3 separate regions of the Homo sapiens genome follow, and all the other regions are linked to region 3. A link is a contact called in ENCODE Hi-C or POLR2A ChIA-PET data. All regions are on one chromosome and are shown on one strand. The core of a region is the stretch at or near the end of the contact, and the rest is flanking DNA. Distances in the headings are between cores, read along the strand shown. Region 1 holds the start of LINC00173 (long intergenic non-protein coding RNA 173). Region 2 has its middle 6.7 kb from the start of MIR4472-2. Region 3 overlaps MED13L (mediator complex subunit 13L).

Region 1 (4,798 bases), core at 825-3,324, 390 kb before region 3:
ACCTTGGATCCTGCCAGCAAGCCTCGGGAGGCAGTTTAGGAGTTATTTTCTTTACTTCTCAGGGGAGGAATCCGAGGCTTGGAGAGGAGGAGGGATTGACCGGCCTGGGGTCACACAGCTAGAAAGGCCAAGATTGCTATGCCGTTTTTTTTTTTTTTTTTTTTTTTTTACAAAGAAAGAACAGCGGAGCAAGGTGGCCATTTTATTTTCTCAAAGCCACACTACCTGCTGCTACACAGGACATAAAAGTGCAAAATTCCACCAGGAAGGGAAACAAAACAGTCTTGAGACAGCCATGTCTCAGAGGTGAAGATTGGAGGAGATTTTAATATAGGGTGTGAATTCCAATTCACATCTCTTCCAACGGGACCTCTTTCCGAAGTCCCGGGAACTAACATTCATCAACACCTCTGACATCCCAGAGGATCGCAACATTCCTGCCAAGGGTTATTACTCCCATTTCCCAGATGAAGAGATTGAGTCCCTGCAGCACGCAATTAGACAGTAGCAGAACCAGAATTTGAACTCTGATCCACCCCGATTCTGGGACCTGTGGAGCTCCAGGTACCGAGAGCTGGCTCTCGCCTGGGGCCTTGGAGTCTGGGTAGCTGGATGCTGGGAGAGGCTGCGGAGGTAAGGGCCCAGGGGCTGAGGTTGCAGCGGCTGCCCGGGAATGCGGCCCTTGCACGCCCACTTTTTAACACAGTGCCATCCCTGACAGACACCCTTGTCCTTTTCCTGTGCTGCCCTTCGTAACACCATAAATAAAGCCTTAGAGTAACGTGACCTGAGCCAGGCAGTAAATGATGGCACTGTCAGTTGTACACGACTGTTGAAACAAACACAGACTGTAATCATCGTGCTGTACGGGGAGAAAGACATTTGGCAAATGAGATTCCATTTTCACATTGGTTTGTGCTGAGCATATAAATTTCCTGCGGGCCGGCCAGCATTGGGGATGTGTAATTGATTGCCTGCATTATAATAAACAAGCTGTGACAGGTGATCATTCATCATATTCCGCTGAACGTTCCAGCACACCAGAAAACGGAGGAAGAGAGGGAACGCGCGAGCAAGGGGAGAGGAGAGGAGGAACCTGGGGGAGGGGAGGGGGTCGGAAAGACCGAGTATTCCCGACAGACAGAAAAACCAGGGGAGGGGCGGGGGAGGGAATCCGCTGAGCGGGCGGGGGAAAGTGAAAGCAATTACTATAATTCTTTTGATTATCTAATTTGTTCTTTCTGGCCTTCGTTATATGACCCTCCCCCCCTCCCCCCACTCCAACATAGAAGGTCCCCCACGGGGACTTGGGAAGGCACAGAGAACGCTCCCTCCACGATCGAGGGAAGGAAGGGGGGAGGCAGGTGGGGGAGGGGCCGCGTCTAGTTGTAACCGGAGTAGATACATTCGGGAAAACCTGGGGGGAGAAGGAGGAGGAGGAGGGGAGGAGCGTGTGCAGGACTTAGCTTTGCTCTTGCACTGAGATGCCTCCAGTCGGATGGATAGGAACCAGCCTCTTTAAATACATTTTTTTAAAGGGTGTCTGAAAAACAAGTGAAAAGTTCCTTTTATTGGAGAAAAAGGACAGCATCCAAGTTGGCATCAGATGTGGTTCCACAAGCCTGTCATATGGTGCTCTCATTCCTCCCCCTCGCTCCCTCCGCCCCGCCCCAGCTCCCACCTCCCCACCCCCACTGCAGCCCCAGCCTCTCTGTCTCTCTCTCTGTGCCCTTGGCCCGGGGCTGGGGGTCGAACAGCAACTGCTGGGAAGCACCCTCCTCTCCAGGAGCTCCCACCTAGACAGACAGAAGGCGGAGGTACACTGGCATATGAAGGACAGAAAGACAAATGCAGAGCTCTCGAGCCAGCACACGCATTAAATAAGTACTTACATTATGCAAAAGCCAAGGGCCTCAACAAGGGGGTGAATGAAGAAGGGGGACAAGGAGGGCTGCGTCCCAGACTAGTTTCCCCAGCTCTCACCCTGCCAATTTCCAGCCCCCGCCTCCCTATCCCGCAAGCGTCCTCCCATTCCCTCCCTGGTACCAAGCGCTTAGAGCAGGTGGGAGCCTCGGACCCAGAAGGCTGGGAGCTGAGGAGGCGTGGCTTGCGCTAACATCGGGGGCGGGGCCTGGCTGGGGCTTAGTCGGGGCGGGGCCCACGCCGGAGGGGGCGGGGCGAGCACAGAAGAAAGAGCGTTAGGGGCTCCTTTGCCACTCGTTGCACGCTGCTTCCCAGAGTCTTCTGCTATTTCATCGTAGCCTTAACAACTGGAATCTGTCGCCTTCGAGATGTTCCTAAAGTCACTGCTTTGGGAGAATCTGTTCAAGGGACCTGCTTTCCAAAAGCAATGACATCAGCCCAGCAACGTGATCTGTGTTGTCCTTGAAGGATTAACAACTCATTTGGGTCTCCCAAGAGCCCTAGGAGGTAGCCAGGGCAGGTGCTGTTGTCCCCGTCTCACAACGACCTATGAAGTGCATGTTGGGGCCTTGATTTTACAGGGGAAGGAACACAGGCACAAAGAAACGAAGTTACTCTCTCGGGATCTGGCAATGAAAAAGTCAAAATTTGAAGCCAGGGGTCTTCTGACCTGTTCTTCAGCATCCCTATGAGAACATATACTTTCTCCCTCCAACACTCTCCTCCCATCCATAAGTGCATACAGGTGCTGAATAGGAGGGGCAGAGTTGAGTCTATATTGAATGATTGTGCATCCAGATCCTCACTAAGCCCTCTTGGTTTTGCCTGACACACGTGGCTCACTGTGTGCCCCCTGGTCCAGGCCACCTGCATCTTCCTCCTGGACCACTGTCCCCGCCTCATCACTGGCCTTCCTCTTAATGCTGTTCTCACTCCCATCCACTACCCACCAGCAGCCATGATGATCAATGATGGTCACCATCCATACCCTGTATCAACTGTCTCTCTAGCGCCATCTTTTTTTTTTTTTTTTTTTTTTTTTTAAAGACATGGTCTCCCTCTGTTGCCCAGGCTGGAGTGCAGCAGTGTGATCGTAGCTCACTGCAGCCTTGAATTCCTGGACACAAGCAATCCTCCTGCCTCAGCTTCTTGAGTAGCTGGGACCACAGGTGCTTGCCCCCATGCCCAGCTAATTTTTATTTTTATTTCTGTAGAGATCAAATCTCATCATGTTGCCCAGACTAGTCTTGAACTCCTGGCCTCAAGCTTCCCCAGTTGCTGGGGATTACAGGTGTGAGCTGCCACACCTCTTGCCTTAGCTTCCCCAGTTGCTGGGATTACAGGTGTGAGCTGCCACCATCTTTTTTTTTTTTTTATTTGTTTGTTTTGTTTTGTTTTTTGGAGGCAGAGTCTCATTCTGTCATCCAGGATGGAGTGCAGTGGCATGATCTTGGCTCACTGTAACCTCTGTCTCCCAGGTTCAAGTGATTCTCCTGCCTCAGCCTCCCGAGTAGCTGGGATTACAGGTGCCTGCCACCACGCCTGGCTAATTTTTGTATTTTTAGTAGAGACAGGGTTTCACCATGTTGGCCAAGCTGGTCTTGAACTCCTGACCTCAGGTGATCCACCCACCTTGGCCTCCCAGACTGCTGGGATTACAGGGGTGAGCCACCATGCCTGGCCAGGTCCAGAAGTTTTCCATCACCCCAAACAGAATCTCGGTACCCATTAGCAGTCACTTCCCATTCTTCCCTCCCGTTGGCCCCTGGCAGCTGCCAATCTGCTCTCTGTCTCTATGGATTGCCTGTTCTGGATATTTCATGTAAGTGGAATCCTACGATATATAATCTTTGTGTCTGCTTCTCCCACTCAGCATCATGTGTTCAAGGCTCATCCATGCTGTAGCGCATGCCAGTGCTTCCTTTCTTCTTATGGCTCAGTGCTGTTCCATTGCCTGGATGGACCACATTTTGTTGATCCATTCACTGGCTAGGGGTCATTTGGGTTGTTTCCACCTTTTGGCTATTGTGAATAGTGCTCTATGAACAATTGTGGGTAAGTTTTCATTTGAATATTTGCATTTATTTATTTGTTTATTTATCTATCTATCTATTTATGTTTTGGAGACAGAGTCTCCCTCTGTTCCCCAGGCTGGAATTCAGTGGCGCAATCTCGGCTCACTGCAACCTCTGCCTCCCGGGTTCAAGCGATTCTCCTGCCTCAGCCCCCCGAGTAGCTGGGATTACAGGAGTGCGCCATCACGCCTGGCTAATTTTTGTATTTTCGGTAGAGAAGGGGTTTTGTCACGTTGGCCAGGCTGGTCTCGAACTCCTGACCTCAGTCAGGACCTCAACTCCTGATTCCCCTGCCTTGGCCTCCCAAAGTGCTGGGATTACAGGTGTGAGCCACCGCGCCTGGCCTGAACCTTTGTTTTCAATTGTTTGGGGTACATACTTAGGAATGGAACTGCTAGGTTCTGCAGTAACTCTGTGTTTAGCTTGTCAAAGAACCGCCACACTATTTTCCTCAGTGACTGCCCATTTTACATTTTCACCAGCAGTGCACCAGGGCTCCAATTTTTTACATCCTTGCCAACCAACACTTGTTATTTTCTGTTAAAAAAAAAAGTTTGCGCCGGGCACAGTGGCTCACGCCTGTAATCCCAGCACTCTGGGAGGCCAAGCGGGGTGGATTGCCTGAGGTCAGGAGTTCGAGACCAGCTTGACCAATATGGTGAAGCCCCGTCTTTACTAAAAATACAAAAATTAGCTGGGCGTGGTAGCGTGTGCCTGTAGTCCCAGCTACTTGGGAGGCTGAGGCAGGAGAATTTGCTTGACCCTGGGAGATGGAGATTGCAGTGAGCCGAGATTGTGCC
Region 2 (4,588 bases), core at 1,275-3,774, 290 kb before region 3:
CTTCAGTTTTTTAAAAAATCAGTTATTATGAATGGAGGACGCGTCAGGGAGGCAGGAAAGAGGAATGATGTCCAACTCCACCCCCAGAAATACCCAAACCCACTTTTTGCCTGGTCCTGAACCCCTTTCTCCTAATGTGTGTCCAGCTCAGAGTCAGACACATAGTAGGTGCTCAACAAGTGTTGGTTTCTCCCCCTCCCCCACACTGCCAGCTCCTGGTATAAAGGGGGAAAAAATCTCATAACCAATGTAACTGCCGCACTTGAACCTTTGGACTGAATCACATCTGCCACTTAGGGAGGGTCGTGTTTGCCTTGTGCTCGGACTGCAGCCTGCACTTTGGGCTCAGTGTTATCTGCGGGCCCTGCCAGCTTGCGAAAACCCTGCCCAGCACCAGCCCACGCAGGCAGAATTACACGTTATGCTGGGTCTCCCTGCATTTTCTGAGCTGGCATCTTAATGAACTATTGATTAGGGTCTTTCGGGCCTGGCTAGGATTCCCCTTTTGCAGAGAGCTGCAAGTTCCCCTGGTTGCACCAATCGTCCTGGAAAGGCCTGGTTCCATGGCCGCTGGCCAGAGTCTGCACCTTCGGGAAAGTTTTGTTCTCAGGCAGTTCCCGAGGCTCCCTGGGCTAGAAGCTATTCTTGGGGTGTTTAGGGGGCTGTGGGGGCAGGAACAACAGCTGTGGCTCTGCTCACCTCTGTCGCTCCCAACCAGAATGTGAGCACCTGCTGCAGGCCGGGCATGGGCTAGGGGTGGATGTAGAGCTAGATGAGTTAGCTGAATCTTACATCCCAAGGAGTTCAGAGTTGAGAGAGGAGGAGGGAGAAGCAGGCAATTGCTCCTGTAAGATACACAGCAGGGACAGCTGCACAATTTGTGCAGCCCGGGGCGAAATGAAAATGCAGAGTCCCTTGTGCAAAAATTATTACGAAGTTCAAGTTGGTGACAGCAGAGCTTCGAGAGAGCATTACCCTTCTAAGCGCCAGCCCCTGTGTGGGCACTGATCTCATGCCTGTGAAACTCGCCCTGCATTAGTAGCAGCTAACATGAATTGAGCACTTACTGTATGCCTGTGGCTGTAGAGCTCAGGGGTTGGGAACACTGACTCTGGACCCAGACTCCTGAGTCAGATTCCACCTCTGCCTCTTATTAAATTACCCAGTCTCTCTGTGCCTCAGTTTCCTCATCTGTAAAATGGGAGCAATACTAATAAAGAGTGTAGACCCGTGTCTGGCCTGCAATGTCTGCTACAGAAGCATTCACTGTTAGTGAATTTACATGTATGGACTCAGCTGATCCCCACAGGAGTCTAAGAGGTTGATGCTATTTATTATTATTATTATTATTATTATTATTATTATTATTAAGACAGAGTCTCACTCTGTTGCCCAGGCTGGAGTGCAGTAGTGCAATCTTGGCTCACTGCAACCTCTGCTTCCCGGGTTCTAAGCGATTGTCCTGCCTCAGGCTCCCAAGTAACTGGGATTACCGGTGCGTGCCACCACACCTGGCTAATTTTGTATTTATAGTAGAGATGGGGTTTCACCATGTTGGCCAGGCTAGTCTCGAACCCCTGATCTCAGGTGATCCATCTGCCTCAGCCTCCCAAAGTGCTGGGATTATGGGCGTGAGCCACTGCATCTGGCCAGTGGATGCTATTATTATACCTGTTACCAGGTAGGGAAACCAGGCATATGTTACATTGGGTAATTTAACCTTAGTCATTCAGAGGTGAGGCGTGGATTTGAACCTAAATCCTCCCACAGCTGGGAGGGCCCTCGTGCTACCCCTGGCTCCGAGTCAGTGTTCACTAAATGCAGATGGAATTGCAGAATTGGTTTTGTTTTAGGCCGGGCACAGTGGCTCACGCCTGTAATCCCAGCACTTTGGGAGGCCGAGGCGGGCGGATCAGGAGGTCAGGAGATCGAGACCATCCTGGCTAACATAGTGAAACCCTGTCTCTCCTAAAACTACAAAAAAATTAGCTGGGCGTGTTGGCAGGCACCTGTAGTCCCAGCTACTCGGGAGGCTGAGGCAGGAGAATGGCGTGAACCCGGGAGGTGGAGTTTGCAGTGAGCCAAGATCGCGCTACTGCACTCCAGTGTGGGTGACAGAGCGATACTCCGTCTCAAAAAAAAAACCAAAAAAAAAAAAAAAACAGAATTGGTTTTGTTTCTTTTTACAAATCTACTTTATGCCGGGCACTTTCCTATCGCTTCATTCGCGATAGGAATGTTTATTTTTTTCCATTTTACACATGTGTGTTTTTTTTTTCCATTTTACACATGGGGGTATTTGTTTTTGTGTGTTTGTTTTTTTCCATTTTACACATGGGGGTATTAAGCTCCGCCCTAGGAGAAGCCTTTAGACCAATGCTGCCCAGCCTGGAAGTGGTGAATCGGAGACTGCCCTCCTGACTCGCTTGGATTCCAAACCCCTGGCTCTTTCCAGCCCAGCCCACGCCCCTCCGGAAGCTCTGCCCAGAAACGTGCATGGTTGGCATTGCTGAGCTTGCGAGTCCTGCATGGCCCAAATCCCATGAAAGCTGCCTGCACTGCATTAGAAGTGCAGCAAGGATGGAAGTGAGAGGTAAAATGTACATTTCAGCACAAAAGCTTGGAGAGACTTCATGATGCCCCTAGGGCCGTAGGGATCCTCTCCTCTCTCCCTGCCCCAGGCAGACAAAATAGCTAAACCACCCAGGAAGTGTCCTGACAGAAGATCTGCTCACCCATCATCTCTGTTATCCTGTGCTCTGTGGCCTCTGAACAGGAACCCCCAAAATTCAGATGAGCAAGGAAGGCAAAGGTGTCACTGAGGGCTTGGCAAAGTGCTTGCAGGGATGTCCCGAGAAGGCTTTTTCCTGACAGCCTCCTCAGAAGAATATGTGTGGATTCTTATTGCGAAACCCCCAAAGCTCAGCCCCGCCTTCAGAGACTCCGGGAATGAGCTGTGGGTGGAGGGGTGAGTTTAGCGGTGGCAGCTGATCCTTTCCAGATGCCGGGCTCCAGGCCTTGCGGGCAGCCAGGCTGGTCAGTGGCTCCTTGTCACATGCGTGCCACCAGAGGCAGAGGGACAGGGGAAAGGGGCAAGAGTCTGCTCTGAGCCAGGGACTTCCAGGAAGAGCCTGAATAGTCCTGCCCCAGGCGGCTGGTTCTTTCCTCTTAGTGAGCAGCCATGCACACATGATGATTTGCTTTCCTTTTTTTTTTTAATTAACTTCTTACTTTATGCATTTATTTATTTATTTTTCAGACAGGGTCTTGCTCTGTCGCCCAGGCTGGCACCCAGTGGTGTGATCTCTGCTCACCGCAGCCTTGAATTCCTGAGCTCAAGTCATCCTCCTACCTCAGCCTCCCAAGTAGCTGGGACTATAGGCGCACGCCACCGCAGCCAGATAATTTTTTTTACTTTTTAGTAGAGATGGGGGTCTCGCTATGTTTCCCAGGCTAGTCACAAACCCCTGGCCTTAAGCGATCCTCCCATTTTGGCCTCCCAAAGCACTGGGATTACAAGTGTAAGCCGCTGTGCCCAACCCAATTTACTTTTTATTGAAATATAATTTCAGACTTAGGAAAAAGTTGCAAGAACAATACAAAGAATTCCCATGTACCTGTCACCCAGATTTCCCAAATGTTACCACATTACCACTTTGCTGTATCCTTCCCCCACCCCCCACCCCTGTCTCTGTAGATACAGCTATAAAGAGGAGAAAAATGCTTGTTTTCTCAGACATCACACCTCTGTGAAATACTTCACTCTGAATTTCCTAAAAACAAGCAACATTGTCTTACAAAACCACAATACAATGATCAAACGTAGGGAATGAACACTGACACAGCGTTATTGTCTCATCTGAAAACTTTCTCCAGGTCTCCCCATTTGTACTGATGATGTCCTTTGTCACCAAAGGAAGCTCCAGATGTCATATGGCATTTCGTTGTCCTCTCTTTTGCTTTCTTTAGTCTGAAGCAGTTCCTGTGTCTTTTTATATCTTTCATAACACTGACATTTTTCAAGAGCACACGTCAGAGATTTTATTGAACATCCCTCAATTTGGGTTTATCAGCTGTTTCTTCATGGTTAGATTCAGGTTACGCACTTTCATTCACAGTGCATCCTATCAGCTGGCACATACTGCCAATTTGCCTCATTCTGGGGATGCTAACTTTGATCACCAGGTTGAGACTGTATTCTTTTAAGCTAAACACAAAACAAAACAAAACAAAAACAGAGAAGCGGCTGGGAGCAGTGGCTCACGCCTGTAATCCCAGCACTTTGGGAGGCTGAGGCGGGTGGATCACGAGGTCAGGAGATCGAGACCATCCTGGCTAACACGGAGAAACCCCATCTCCACTAAAAACACAAAAAATTTCCCAGGCGTGGTGGCGGGCGCCTGTAATCCCAGCTACTCCGGAGGCTGAGGCAGGAGAATGGCGTGAGCCTGGGAGGTGGAGCTTGCAGTGAGCGGAGATCGCGCCACTGCACTCCAGCCTGGGCGACAGAGCGAGACTCCGTCTCAAAAAACAAAAAACAAACAAACAAAAAAAAACAGAGAAGCCTGAATTCTAATGATATCCTAAG
Region 3 (4,411 bases), core at 1,457-3,956:
AGTCCCAGCTACTTGGGAGGCTGAGGCAGGAGAATCGCTTGAACCCAGGAGGTGGAGGTTGCAGTGAACCGAGATTGCGCCACTGCATTCCAGCCTGGTGACAGAGCGAGACTCCATCTCAAAAAAACCAACAAAAACAAAAAAATCTCAAAATAGCTCATAATGTTTTAAGAAAGTTTACAAATTTGTGTTGGGCTGCAGTCAAAGCCGTTCTGGGCCTCATGCGGCCCGCGGGCTGTGGGTTCAACAAGCTTGATTTAAAGTCTGTTTGCTAGTGAATTTTAAAAACTTTTTGGGGTCACAAATAGAAAAGAATTTGGTTTATTTGGTTTATTTATTGCAGAGAACCTGGAACATACGATTAAAGCATGCCTCTATGTGTGGGGATTTTTTTTTAAACTTCATGAGGCTTAGACTAAAAATGTGCTTGAGGCCAGGCACAGTGGCTGTCACCTAGATTTAGTTCCAGCGCTTGGGGAGACCAAGGCAGGAGAATTGCTTGAGGCCAGGAGTTCAAGACCAGCCAAGGCTACTTAGCAAGACTCTACAAAAATTTAAAATAAATAAATAAATAAATAAATAAATAAATAAATAAATAAATAGAGTTGAGTGTGGTGCATGTGCCTGTAGTCCTAGCTCCTTGGAGGCTGAGGTGGGAGGATCACTTGCACCCAGGAGTTTGAGGCTGTAGTGAGCTATGATCGCACCACTGCACTCCAGCCTGAATGACAGAGTGAGACCTTGTCTCAAAGAGAAAAGAAAAAAAAGCGCTTGAAGCAACTGCTGAGGAACTGTATGCCATTTATTTTAACAACTGTATAGAAGCAGGAAAGCCTAGAATTTTAGTACTGGAAGGTACTTTTTAGATGAGCTAGGCCAAGCATCCGCCTCCCCTGGGCTCGGTTCCAGAATACCTGTTCTAGGTTGCTTTTCAGCCTGTGATGAGGAAATCTTTGTATGCACACCATGGAGTCCTTTTCTTAAGGATATGTAGTGATGTGCATAGAGATTGAGTATCAGGATTCCTTGTTAAGGATTTCCATCTGCCATTTAGGATTATTATTGGTTTGGTTGACATTGGCATTGCCTTATCAAACAATAGATGGTAGGTGGAAGTTTCGCTACCCTGTTTGGTATGAGGCAGATATTAATTTGTTGTTCTGAAGAAGGTGATGTTGGATAAGCCAGTTTTATTTAAATGGCCATATGAAGAAAATAGGATCATAATGTGAAGTCAGTGTACTGACAACAGAGTATGTGCGTATTTTGTGAGATGCACAGATACACGTAATTACCTTATAAGTGGTATGGGATGAATTAAGTGGAGCAACCATGGGACAGAAACAGTACAAGTGATGCAGTGAAGTGCAACTTGAAGCGGTGTTGTAGCATAAATTTTGATTATTAGATAGCAGATAAGTTAAATTCCTTAGATACGGTAATGTACAGCAGCCAGAGAGAGGTTATTTCATGTTGCTAATTGCATATCAGATTCAGTGCCCAGATGACTTACCTTTTGGGAAAACAAAACCCACTCACTTTTATGGAACATATTCTCTGCCAGAGACACTATTTTAAGCACCTTTACGTGTTATCTCAGTTAATCTTTAAAAATGTTTGCATAAAGTAGTTGGAGTTTCAGAAAATGTACTCTGAATTCATAGTAAAAACTACAGTAGGTCAGCTATTAGTTGTATTAGCCACATTGATTAACCACAAACATGCAGAACTTATATTGAGCATGCTTTGAGCCAAGATTTTATGTTTTGGGGTAAGCTTTTTCTTTAGGGAATTTTTTTGTGAGGAAATAGATTTGGGACAAAGATTCTCAGACCAAACTCAGTTTTGGAATCACCCAGAATTTCAGAAATGGGATCTCAGTTCACTATCAGGGTCGAACTGTTGGGAGCTGGGCCCTTTGGGACAGTGAAGGACAAGAGATGGGGGAAATTTGAGGAGTAGTTGGGCACCACCCTTACTTCTCATCCAAAATTAGGATGTGGACTTTATCGGTGATGGCTGAGTTTCATTTAGTAATGAGGAAAGGTTTTTGTGAAACATTCTTTTAAATGGAATCACATGAGTTAATGGTGTGAGTATTTCAGGGCTGTGAGTTAAGCTGTTGGGGCAGTGAAATAGCAGGAATTTCTCAGCTCAGTCAGAATCCTTTCTTGTGTGCTGTGTATGGAACACAGGGGCAAAGGAAAGGCCAAGCAAAGAGAAACTGCCTGTGTGCCTGTTCTGTGGCTCTGGGTAATCACCTGGCTTCTATTAAGTTCTGTAGTATTGGTGAAATAATTGGGGATTTAAAGGAGGTGAACCAGTGTGTGGTCTCTTTTAGCCAATCCATAACCTTTAAGGTACAAGTTGCTGTGATTTTCTTCTTGGAAATAGTTTTTGTATATTCATTTTTCATGGTTTAGGATCTGTAACTTTAATATCCTGTCTATGAATATGAACAACCTAGTGAGGTCCATCCTTCTCTAGAGATATAAGTAATCTCAATTATTCTTCCTTTCTTGCTTTGCGCTGCAGTTTGTTTTCATAGTGACATGTAGCAAGTAGGATCATTGTTTATATCGGTTAGGCCACAAAAGTCATTTAATGAAAAATTTGATGGAAACATTTTAGAAGGGAGTCCCAGAGAATAACGGAAATGAGTCAGCTCTGAGAGGAAGTATAAATTAATGTGATATCAGCTGCTGTGGACAAGCCGGGAACCTAGCTAATGTACTTAATGTTGTTCCTGTAGCACAACAACTTTCTGGATTCCAAATCGTTGACTTACAATTGAAACTTCAGGACACACCCATTATGAATTGGGATCTAAGTAGACTTTCAAGAAGCAGGAGCATGCTAAATTTCTGTGGCTCTGGTAATCATTCATTCATTCTTTCTTTTTCTCACTTTCCCTCTTTTTTTTTTTTTTTTGAGACAAGGTGTTGCTGTGTCCCCTGGGCTCAAATGATTCACCCCTGCCCTGCCTCGGCCTCCCTGAGTGCTGGGATTACAGGCCTGAGCCACTGTGCCTGGCAGGTGTACTATATTTTGAAAATTTCTTGAGGTCCTTTAGTATCTGTATTTCTTGCCCAAATGTTTATTCTACAGTATGTAAACAGTAAAGAAAATAAACCAAATCTGGGCATTTCATCATCAGTGGTTAGCTACTGATGTAGTTCAGAATTAAGCAGTCAACATCGATTATAGAGTCATTTGGCCGAGAGCAAACCTGTAATTCTTTCTGAAGCCAGCAGACCCTGAGCCCACGAAACTTGTCAGTAGATAAGATAAAACAAAAGTCAGTTTTGAGTTCACCTGTTTGATTTGAATATAAGCAAGAGCTTGGTTGCTTGGAGTTCTAATAATTAACTACACTGTAAGAATAGTTTTAAATTTTAAACGTATAATTCCATCATATTATAATGGTCAATTTAATAAATTTGACTTAACATTGCTTTTAAATTGTGTGTAATGTAAAAGTGTCACTTTATTTTTATGCACACATACATCAATTGTGCATACTTGAACTTAGTAGTAAATAAAGTGAACTTTTTTTTTTACTTTTATTTTTTGGAGACTGGGCCTCACTCTTGTCGTCCAGGCTGGAGTGCTGTGGCGCAATATCGGCCTGCTGCAACCTCTGCCACCCCGGTTCAAGCGATTCTCCTGCCTCAGCCTCCTGAGTAGCTGGGATTACAGGTGTGCACCACTATGCCTGGCTAATTTTTGTATTTTTAGTAGAGATGGGGTTTCACTATGTTGGCCAGGCTGGTCTCGAACTCCTGCCCTCAGGTGAGCCACCTGCTTCGGCCTCCCAGAATGCTAGGATTACAGGTGTGAGCCACTGAGTCTGGCTTTTAATGTCTTTTGTCTTGGATAGGGAACAGCTATAGGACTATTGCTATATGCTTACTTGATAAGAGAAATTAGTTGTTCACAAGTATTTGAGTGCTACTATTTACCAGGCACTGTTTGAAGCTTTGAGAATAAAGTAGTGAAGAAAACAGACTAAAATCTTGGTTCCTGTGGATTTTTAGCTCTGGTAGAGAAGATAGTAAAGAAGTAAACACATAAAATATACCAGATGCTGATTAGTGACATGGAGAAAAATGAAGCAGTGAAGGAGGATGGTTGCTATTTTAAGTAGGGTAGTCAGAGAAAGTCTGATTGGGTGGCATATGAGGTGAGACCTAAAAGAGGTGTGGGGATGGATATCTGTCAGAAGAGCATTTCAGGGAGAGAGAACAGTAAATACAAAGGTCATCGGGTAGAGTATAATTGGTCTGATGAAGGACCAGTATGGCTCAAGTGGTGTGGGCAAGGGGAAGAGCAGTGGGCGTGAAGCTGGGGTAGGGTGTGGGGGACAATTTATGAAGGATGCTAAAGACCAGAGTGGAACCTTTCTCAGAGT

What was found. Hi-C counts contacts between places; a loop is a spot of excess contacts on that map. ChIA-PET counts read pairs that join two places held with the same protein, here RNA polymerase II (POLR2A). Pooled maps may share reads with other maps.
Region 1: a map of A673 shows a loop between it and region 3 (2.6-fold over the local background). The contact joins the promoter of LINC00173 here to the enhancer-like site in region 3. A Hi-C loop is called at or near these places in 5 of 168 maps with a recorded cell type or tissue (A673, PC-3, ascending aorta and 2 more), 10 of 37 single-sample maps with no recorded cell type and 13 of 50 pooled maps. POLR2A ChIA-PET finds 5 or more read pairs at or near these places in 7 of 52 experiments (GM10248, HEK293, Panc1 and 4 more).
Region 2: a loop to region 3 is called in a map of chondrocyte, with 3 times the contacts of the local background. The contact joins two enhancer-like sites. A Hi-C loop is called at or near these places in 5 of 168 maps with a recorded cell type or tissue (IMR-90, aorta, ascending aorta and 2 more) and 6 of 50 pooled maps.

The regions. Positions count from the first base shown.
Region 1 is chr12:116,530,711-116,535,508 of GRCh38, reverse strand. It overlaps LINC00173 (long intergenic non-protein coding RNA 173), which reads right to left and starts at 2,074. Exons shown (of 3, transcript NR_027346.1): 1 at 1,893-2,074. RefSeq lists an enhancer at 165-699 and silencers at 2,108-2,157, 2,062-2,263.
Region 2 is chr12:116,432,772-116,437,359 of GRCh38, reverse strand. No RefSeq gene overlaps it. Among named protein-coding and RNA genes, the nearest start is that of MIR4472-2, 6.7 kb to the right of the region's middle. Within about 2 kb of position 2,524, at least 23 of the 41 ENCODE cell types and tissues checked have a DNase peak (open chromatin) inside an H3K27ac peak, as active enhancers do; they include mammary epithelial cell, where a contact is called at or near this core.
Region 3 is chr12:116,141,851-116,146,261 of GRCh38, reverse strand. The region is part of intron 2 of MED13L (mediator complex subunit 13L); the gene reads left to right. Among named protein-coding and RNA genes, the nearest start is that of MIR620, 4.6 kb to the left of the region's middle. RefSeq lists a cis regulatory region at 3,776 and an enhancer at 3,704-3,848. Within about 2 kb of position 2,706, at least 6 of the 41 ENCODE cell types and tissues checked have a DNase peak (open chromatin) inside an H3K27ac peak, as active enhancers do; they include A673, PC-3, endothelial cell of umbilical vein and 1 more, where a contact is called at or near this core.